Linked DNA regions of Homo sapiens: all the other regions are linked to region 3. A link is a contact called in ENCODE Hi-C or POLR2A ChIA-PET data. All regions are on one chromosome and are shown on one strand. Each heading gives the region's core, a stretch centred on a gene start or an enhancer-like site at or near the end of the contact. The rest is flanking DNA. Distances are from core to core; before and after follow the strand shown.

The links. A loop is a pair of places that touch in the nucleus more often than their neighbours do. ChIA-PET counts read pairs that join two places held with the same protein, here RNA polymerase II (POLR2A). Pooled maps may share reads with other maps.
Region 1: a loop to region 3 is called in a pooled map, with 2.7 times the contacts of the local background. The contact joins two enhancer-like sites. A Hi-C loop is called at or near these places in 7 of 168 maps with a recorded cell type or tissue (Caco-2, Calu3, Right ventricle myocardium inferior and 4 more), 1 of 37 single-sample maps with no recorded cell type and 12 of 50 pooled maps. POLR2A ChIA-PET finds 5 or more read pairs at or near these places in 1 of 52 experiments (BJ).
Region 2: a map with no recorded cell type shows a loop between it and region 3 (7-fold over the local background). The contact joins the promoter of RBMS3-AS1 here to the enhancer-like site in region 3. A Hi-C loop is called at or near these places in 1 of 168 maps with a recorded cell type or tissue (endothelial cell of umbilical vein), 3 of 37 single-sample maps with no recorded cell type and 9 of 50 pooled maps.

What each region holds. Positions count from the first base shown.
Region 1 is chr3:29,511,885-29,515,118 of GRCh38, forward strand. The region is part of intron 3 of RBMS3 (RNA binding motif single stranded interacting protein 3); the gene reads left to right. Among named protein-coding and RNA genes, the nearest start is that of RBMS3-AS2, 130 kb to the right of the region's middle. Within about 2 kb of position 1,571, at least 7 of the 41 ENCODE cell types and tissues checked have a DNase peak (open chromatin) inside an H3K27ac peak, as active enhancers do.
Region 2 is chr3:29,932,637-29,935,762 of GRCh38, forward strand. It overlaps RBMS3-AS1 (RBMS3 antisense RNA 1), which reads right to left and starts at 1,520. Exons shown (of 3, transcript NR_046556.1): 1 at 1,206-1,520. The region is part of intron 10 of RBMS3 (RNA binding motif single stranded interacting protein 3); the gene reads left to right.
Region 3 is chr3:29,681,928-29,685,132 of GRCh38, forward strand. The region is part of intron 4 of RBMS3 (RNA binding motif single stranded interacting protein 3); the gene reads left to right. Among named protein-coding and RNA genes, the nearest start is that of RBMS3-AS2, 41 kb to the left of the region's middle. Within about 2 kb of position 1,929, at least 3 of the 41 ENCODE cell types and tissues checked have a DNase peak (open chromatin) inside an H3K27ac peak, as active enhancers do; they include endothelial cell of umbilical vein, where a contact is called at or near this core.

The DNA.
Region 1 (3,234 bases), core at 321-2,820, 170 kb before region 3:
CTTTGTTAACACTGTGCTCCTGGGTTTGGAATTCCCTGGAGAGAAGAAGTTAGAAAGTAAAAGGCAAGCGTTCCCAGTAACATTTGGTTTAAATTTGCATGCAATTAAAATCTTATGTTATGGTACTAATATTTTTTCCCTTTTCTGGTTTCAGAAACACTAGGTGTTTCTGACACATTTAGTAAAAGCCTCCTTTTCCTTATCATTTCTGACTCTTTATTCAGATTTACTAAAAATAAGAGTCAAGAGAAAGAAAAAATGGGAAAGTCTGCACAATGAAAAGGTGGTCTTCCTTATTTTTCATCAGTTAGTCAGGATTATTTACCAAGCAGAGGACTGCTCTGTCATTTTTATACTAATTTAATTCTAAATAAATATATCAAAGATTTCTAAATGTTGGATTTAGGCATTTGAAAAAGGTTTTAAAAACAGTAATTTATCATTTAGCTGCAGCATGTGATAAGTGCAATGAACAAATTTTGATTCATCTGACATTAGTTAGAATTAAATTATTATCTAGAGATTATAAATGTTGCATTAATCCTTCTTTAATTTAATAATTAAGATTTATAAGTATTCACAAATATATCTGGAATAAGTAATTTAAAAAGTCTTAAAACTTTAAGATTTGATATCAGGATATAAACATAATTCTATTTATTTATATTTTCCATTTGATATTTGATCCATCCTACTTTATGACTTTCTTTTCATCAAGAAACTGACCCAAAGACTTGAGGATTACTACTAAGGACTTTTCAGGGAAAATAAAAACGAAATAACCCACACCAAACAAAAAGCGGCGGTGGTACAGCCATAATACTTCCTGTTCCTTGTAGATCAATCTGGGACAAAGGCTGTCTAATATTTCAAATTCTGTGGCATGTGAACAATACTGTGTGCACTGGGCTTCCAACCTTGGCATTTAGAATGCATATATATGAGCAGAGGAAAATTCCAACAATCTATCCTTTCTTTATAATCTTGCAGCAGTTCCAAAAGTCCTTAGCTGAAGGATATATTTGGAAAGCGCTGCTTGTCTGCTCTCACCACATTCAGGTAACCATTCCAGAGTTCTTAGGTTCCACTTGAGAGGTAACTTGCTATTACCATTTGTGCTATGTGTCATAAAAGGGCCCTATTATTTTCAGCAAGACCCCTCAGCAGCAGTTCCAAAGGAGCAGCTAGAGATTTGATTATATAGGTCTCTCTCCTGAACACATCCTTTCGCATTTGACATTTACACTGGTGGCGGATTTTTATGTAACTTGTTAGAGAGCAGTCTGAACCTTAGAAAGGTGTTAGTCTTCCTAGAACCCTCTGGCAAAGGAAAATCTTTTATTGGACTTAAATGTTTTGAGTTGAAAACTGTACTTGTTTGATTGGAAAACCTTTCAGGGAACAGATTTCGTTATTTTTCTAAGCTAGGCTGCAGGAATTGAGCCGAAGATATCACTAACCAAAGACCTGAGAACCAAAGGAAATGACTCCAGTGTTTAAAATCCTTTTATTTCCTCTGTGAACGATATCTCTGCAACTGAGATGAACCATTCCAACTGGCCCCCACCCAGACTTTATGGGAACTGAGATTAGGAAGTTGTATGGTCACAATAGTCACTGTACAAATTGCTTTCAGTTTAAAAACCTCAAAGTTCTTGACAAAGCCATAATTTCTTGCCACATTTTATTTTTTCACATGGGTGACTGATCTGTCATTCATTAATTACCCTGCCAGGATTCTTCAGTTCTTTTAGAATGATCTATATATATAATAATTTCATTTGGGAGGAGGACACAGAGTTTGTGAGAAGTATGCAGGGTGCCTGTAAAATTTGTCTTTGCGAGACACCACATATTTTGCCCATTTCTGTTGCCTTCTATTTGAAAAAAAATATTGTTGGGCCACAGTCAAGCTTATAAAAATGTGTTCTTTTCCTTTCCTAATTTCATTCTATACTTTCCTTCTTGCCTAGCTTTTCCATAGCTGAGATGAATAAAATGTTGGATGTGGTCTCAAAATTCAACACTCCTGACTTCCTTTGACACAATCATGCCCTGGGGAAATAGAATCATATTCATAACTCTCTAAAGCATTCTCTGCCCTTGCTTTCTCTACCCAGGCTGGAGAATCTTATTAATCTTTCTATTCCTTGTGCCTAACACAGTGCCTGGCATGTTTGAAGGCACTGATTTATATTTAAACGTGAAGTAGCCTAGAATAGGAAGCATATAATAGATTGGTAAAACATAGAGTATGTAAGGAAGGGATTATTACACACTTTAAAAAATCAGGGACTGTTGTCTGAATTAAACATTGTTAAGGATGTAGCAATGACACAATTCTCCATTCTTCTAAAATTTTTAGTACTTCCCTATATTCGTCTCTGGGGAATTTATGTGGCAGAATGCTCTCTCACCATGTTTGGCAACCTAAAGCTACTCAGACTTCCTTAGAGGTAGTCGCTCCTCTATCTCAAAAGCTTTCTTGACAAGAATGATTTGGGTTGGATGGGGATTGGTAGTAGTTTTCTCATTTAACATCTGCAACACATATTAAAATGAACTTTAGTAACCTGACATTTAGCACTGAATGGGATTTACACATACGAGTTGCTCAATCTAATGTGATTTGATCCAACATTTGTCAAACATGTACTTTTGGAAAAACACTGTGATTGACACTGAGGATAAGAAAAAGGAAGCGATTTATCCCCAAATGCTCAAGGGGAGGAGAGATAGGTGCATATATATATGTGTGATAGGCACATATATATATATATATATATATATATATATGATAGGCATACATATATATGATAGGCATATATATGTGTATATGATAAGCATATATATATGATAGGCATATATATATAAGCATATATACGATAGGCATATATATATATGATAGGCATATATATGTATATATGATAGGCATATATATAATAATATGAGGATAATAGCTAAAAATAATACCTAACTGTCAGTGAGTACTTTATGCATGTCAGATTTTCTTCTAATAACTCCAGATGTCTTATTTAATCCTACAGAGGCCCTTCGAGGTAGATGTCAACGTTACCAGCATTTCACAGATGAGGGTAATGAGCCACTATGTTCAAGATCAATCAGCTTCCAAAGTCACAGAGCCTGATAGAGTCCAGGAAGTTCCCAAATATATGCTCTTAAGTACTATGCAGTAGTGCTGTAAATAACATGCTCTTAGAAAGAATGAGGAAG
Region 2 (3,126 bases), core at 270-2,769, 250 kb after region 3:
TGTGTGCTCTAGATGGTAGAGAAGCCACACATGCTTTTCCCTGATTTGCCAATGGTTTTGTATTTCAGTTGGGAAATTAAAATATTGAACTTTCAAAGACTTCAAATTTCTTTCAAACATTGGCAGAAGGTTAACAACACAGATGCTTTTCTGGCCTTAGGTCAGATATATTTACGCCACACATGATGATCTTTGGAAACTTTACCCAAATTACTGTTGAAAATTGTTTATTTCAGAACTAGGGCAACCAGATCCACCCTTTGTCTCTTGAGTGGGAGCAGCTTTGTTTTGCAAAGGCAGTGGCTAAAAAGGACCAGACCTTTCCATCAGCTGTTTGGTCATTGTATTTTTTAGTGGAATTATAGCATTGTACAATATTTTTCTTTGCAGCCCAAACATTGAGCAAAGCCAGACATCCAGAGATGCTAAAATGAAAAATCTGTTTCTTCTTGCTTTGCCACTTGCCAGGTGAACTCTGTCAGACACCACATCCTATACATCTCAAGTAAACAAAATTATGCTTAATGTGTTGGCAACATCTGTCACAAACACTCTTCAGCCTATGGCTTAAATATATTAAGTTGGAGTGGATTTGACAGTGTATTTAATAAGTCAAAGTTACGGTTGTGGATACTGGCTTTGCCATGCTAACCATAAGGCTTTTCTTTTCTTCTTTTGTATTTATTTATTTATGTCATATACAATACAAAAGAGATTCTGTAGTTTTAAATAAGCAAAGTGGCTGGCAAACTCCCCCTTTGCTGTAGGTAACCAACACTAAACCTCTCTAAGTTGTCTGTCCCAGACAAAGTATCATTAAGAAAATTCATTTCTCCCAGGAGTTCCTATTAGTTACTTCCAGTTTACTCCCTGACTGTACATTTCTTCCATTCCCTTAAGATTAAAAAATTTGTATTCTTAATAATTTGTAGGATTGTTTTCACTGAATGTTTTTATTGAATGCAAACAAGACTCTAGATTCTTACATATCCTTCCCCAAGAATCCTTATTTTATTTTTTATTTATGTGCAATAACTGATCTGCTTAGAAAGAACTGTTCATTTATGTGCAGTAACTGGTCTCCTTACATTATTTTCCACTCTGTGCCTAGTGTTGCTATTTACAATTCCAATTAATGATAAATCCCTTCTTACTTTTCCCTTTGATTGTCAGGTTTCTGGTTTATACACAGAAGCAACACTCACTCTATGACATCTGTAATCAAATGAGTCCCCAAATACTGCTTTCAATGAAAAGATTCTGAAAGAGACCAGACAATTCTTCCAAAATTAATTCCAAGTGCAGGCATTCGATCCTTCTCATCATGCATGAATTTTGATTGTTCTGTCACATGCTCACCTACCTCATCTGCATATTGCCTTTAAAAAAAACACACCCCTGGGGAATGAGACAACCTCCAGGGTATTGAGAAGAAAGTATCCTTACCAAACGCAGTTTGGTTTTTATCTCTGATTTACATGAATGATCCTTTTTGTGGCTAGAGCAAGCTGTTTAGAATTGAGGGGTTTCTGGGATTGTGACAGTTTAGCTGCATGTTGGAATGTCTAAGGGCAAATATTCTAAAAAGATAACCTGTCTTGAGTTCAAGAAGAGAATCGAAGTCTTGCAGCTGCTAAGCATTAGAATGTTGTCAAAGTACCACTTTTTGGTTGAAAAAAAAAAATGCTTCAGGACTTCCATCTTAACTCTGAGGTTATTCTATAATTTATCCCTAGGTGATTTAAGAAGAACCCTTGTTCTTCTTAAAGTGTTTACTTCTGGTCTGGCACAACAAATACCTGAAATGAAGGCCAGTAAGTATTTTTTAAAAAAGGAAAACAATAAAGATGGTTTTGTTAAAAAGATTCAGGCAGCAGAAAGAAAAGTGATGTGTCTCTGAATTATAATTAAGTAAAAGCTTATCTTATGTTTCTCATTTAAGAGGCATCCTGATGAATGACAATGCACAGAAGCATCGAGAAATTCAAACAACACAAATGCACAATTGTGTATATTTACAAGCTACAGACCTTTAAAATAACAGACATGTTTTCTGATTGATTCCTACTGAAAAGCCTAAATGTCTTTGTGAACAAAGCTGGCCCTGTATATCAAGCATTTCCAAATATTTGGCTCAATTTCTATTATCTCTGAAAATTAATGGGGAGGAGCCCACAGAGAAGGCAGAGTGATAGCCTGATCTTTTTCACAGATATAGTCAGGAAGTTGAATTTCGATAATACCAGGAAGAATTGCTTAGTTTGAGCAAAAGCATTTTAGGAAACGCGCAGTGGGTAATTAGTTTGGGTGCCGAGATCTGGCCATCTACATGCATCTGTCCAGTGAGAAAAATAATGTTTAGGGAAATAATTTATTCAGATACATAATCATTTGATCATAACTGAGTATTTAAATGGGTTGTTATAAAATATGTTTCTACTTTTATCACAATCTTTAAATAAACATTGAAATTATATACTCTCAAAGATTCCATCCAATTCAAGCTTTTTAAGTTTGTTTTTTAAAAATATTTTTCCTTCTCCAAGTTAATTACTGCAAGGAAAGTAGCAGGGTAGAGAAAGAGAAATGGAAGGATAAAATGACTTAGCTCCATTCTTCACTCACCATATGACACTTTGCATATGGATGGAAGTTTTTTAAAATGTCTGTAATTTCTTTTATCCCCAACAATGATAATAAATCAAAAGACATATTCTAGACATCCACTTTTCTTAACATCTGATTTAAAAGTTGACACTTTTATTTTTAAAAAAAAATTGTGGATGGACATAAAAATTTGACCAGCTCTAACAGAGTTTGGTATTCTGTCTTGTGTCTAAAATATAGATAGATAGAAAACAGGTCAAAAGGTTAGGAGGAAAACAAATGGGAAATAGTAATTTCGATTTTTAGATTATCAATGATAGATTTTAATATGTCCTTCAAAGAGATCCAGTTCAGAAACCCATGTGGGCCAGCATTATCCCTCTTAGTGGTAGATTGTATTGGGGTGACTAAGAATTATGTATGTATTAATAAGTAATAGATAAATGACATAAACCAAGTCTTATCAAATAACAAGAAAATTAGAGAATTTCCACTAATGTTCATATGTTTCAGTCAGAG
Region 3 (3,205 bases), core at 679-3,178:
TACTGTCTTCCACAATGGTTGAACTAAAATTTGCACTTCCACCAACAATTTAAAAGCATTCCTTTTTATCTACAACCTCACCAGCATCTGTCATTTTTTGACTTGTTAATAACAGCCATTCTGACTGGTGTGAGATAGCATCTCAATGGATCCACAACTTTCTTTGTGCTCACCAATCTTACGAAAGGATGGCTTGATGCAGGAAGGCAATTAGATGTTTGTTTGTTTGTTTGTTTTGAGTCGGAGTCTCGCTCTGATGCCAGGCTGGAGCGCAATGGTGCCATCTTGGCTCACTGTAACCTCCTACTCCCTGGTTCAAGTGGTTCTCTTGCCTCAGCCTCCTGAGTAGCTGGGATTACAGGCACACGCCACCATGTCCAGGTAATTTTTTGTTTGTTTGTTTGTTTTAGTAGAGACGGGTTTCACCATGTTGGCCAGGATGGTCTCCGTCTCCTGACCTCATGATCCGCCGGCCTTGGCCTCCCAAAGTGCGGGGATGACAGGCATGAACCACCATGCCCGGCTAGATGCTAGTTTTTAAACAAGCTCTGATTCATTGATAATGATTTTTGGCTGCTTGGGGTGCTGTGTTAGGAAGGATCCTGTCTATACTTAGTGGAAGAGTACCAAGATTTCTTACAGTTTTTGCCACAGGCAGGAGTTGAAACTGGAAAGCAAGGGAGTGGGTGGCATTCCTTTCCCATTGTAGGTTTGGGGAGCGAACTGCTGCACCTGGCAACTGAAAGGGCCAGAAGGGCACAGAGTACCACTCTATAACATTTCTATTCTGGTTCATTTTTGTGTCCTATTAAAACAGCTAATGTTTCTCTGCAACAGTGCTATTCACAAAAAGGCTGTCCAAGTAGGGTTTGGATACACAAAGTAGGAAAGAGAGAGAGAGAAGGAGATAGATTGGCAGAAACTAGCATATTCTATCATTCTAAGAATGCAAACGTGTCACCATTTGCCTTAAAGCTGATATACTCTAGGAATTACTCTTCCTATGCAAAGTGTACAATTCTAAGTGTTTAAGTATTTGGATCACTGTTACTGTGGGATAATAATGTCCAGTTCAACTTCACTGCTTTTCTCAGAGAGGCAAATAGATACTGGGTCAGTCAAGATTATTCTTAGTGTGTCGGGGGCAGAATGGTGGGGTGAAAAATCAAGCTTTGCTTTCATTTTTTACTACCCGGCTTCCTACATAACACTTCAGCAGATGTCAAGACCATTTGTTTGGTTCCTCATAGCCTCCATGTGATCTTTCTCTTCACTGCAGTGTTCCCCAGGTGTGAGTTGCTTTGCTCAAGATCATTTTCAATGACTCAATTTTCAAAGCAAATGTACACACAAGACAGTAGTATTTTCAAAAACACAGGTTATCACATTTTCCAAGGGGGATAGACAAGAGAAGGGAGGATGCCGAGAATAGAGTGTGAGTTTATTTCACATAGCAGGTCTCATAAAGATTGCATCCATAAATGTGCTGCCAAATTGAACAATAGCAGTGGGGAATAAAGGGGAGGAGGGAAGAGAGGACTCAGATGAAGGCAAAGAGAAAAAACAACTTTAGGAAAGTGTGAAGTTTAAGGAGACATGCCTATAACACTGGCTTTCTACCCAGTCTCATGCTAACTCCTGGCTAGAAATATATAGGGACACAGACACACACACACACAAACACACCACCTCCTTGAAGGAAGAAACATTTTATTTAATCAGGATTGCTAAGGAATGTTGCTGCTGATAAGGCGACAGAAAATATTTCTGGGAGTGCATTTTCGGAACTTGGGAACAGAGACAGTCTGTCTGAACCCAGCTCAACTTTTCTTTCTTATCACTTTTTAAAAGCATGTTATCTTTAAGAGCCAAATTAACTTTTCATGATATGGTTTCTCAGCAGCTGACACTTGGGCATTACAGGGCTGGACAGGAATGACTAAGCAGTTTTGTAAAATGACTATCCCCAGAGCTGCTGGCTTGCTGGTTTTGGTGTCAATCATATATTTAGGATCTTTTTTCCTGTCTAGATTTATGTAGCTCTTTAAGAATAGAATTGCTTGGTCCAGGAAAGGTGTGACTAGTATAATAAACAAAAGAAGCCACAGAGGATATTCTTGTGAGAAACCAATTAATTATTCACACCAATATGTTATAAGTACAGTTCATTTTCTCTTTTGACTATTGCATTACAAAGAATTTTCTCAATGCATTCAGGAGATATAATTAATAATACCCTAAACAGTAATTTTAATAGTTATGGTGTTGTACTGGGAGGCCTATCAACTAAAATTCAAAAATAAAATAAACACAGTCCCTACTTTTAGGAAGACAAGAGTCACTGTATTTAAATTTTTACTTTTGATGTCTTTATTATTTGTGGACACTCTGAAAAACATAAAATGTCATATTATAACAGACTTTAATGTTTTAAAATAAGTGGGATTTTCAAAAACACACAGTTCTGGAAAGGTGTATTTCTTTATGTACCTATCTATATGATAAGAAGTTTTACCACATGGCTGTATCATTTATGGAATCAATTAAAACCAACTGTGGTGGTAAAAAAATAACCTCTAGTGGACTTATTCAACTGTATATGGAATTTTATTTAGGGAGTTATGGAATGAATAGTTTTTTTCCCTGAAAGCATTGTTTTGTTAGTTTTCTGATTGTTTGATAGATAGACATAAAAATTTTCCTTATAAGTCCTTGGATATAATTTTACTTTTCACATATGATTGATCCCTTCTATTTATTTTGCCATCAGAAACCAATTTTTTAACATTGCATATTATCCAGAATTTGAATGTCACAAAATTCAAACAGGTAAAATGTAAGGTTTGTTATGTACACACACACACACACACACACACACACACACACACAGACACATACACTGAGCTAAAGAGGATGGTCTTTGTGTACAGAAAAGGATAACATTTTTTCCCTTTAGTATGTTTATTGATGAACACAAACAGAATTCTGTTTGGTTTATGTTGCATGTTTTATTGTTTCTTTTTTTAGATTTTAATTTTCCTGTTACTATGTGTGTATGTGTGTAAGTATAAGTTTTATATTTTTCAGGGGTAAAACAGTTTCCGGTAAACAATTTTTTTGTTTTGCTTTGTTTTGTTTTGTTTTGTTTTGAGACGGAGTCTTGCTCTGTCACCCAGGCGGGAGTGCAGTGGCGCGATCTCGGCTC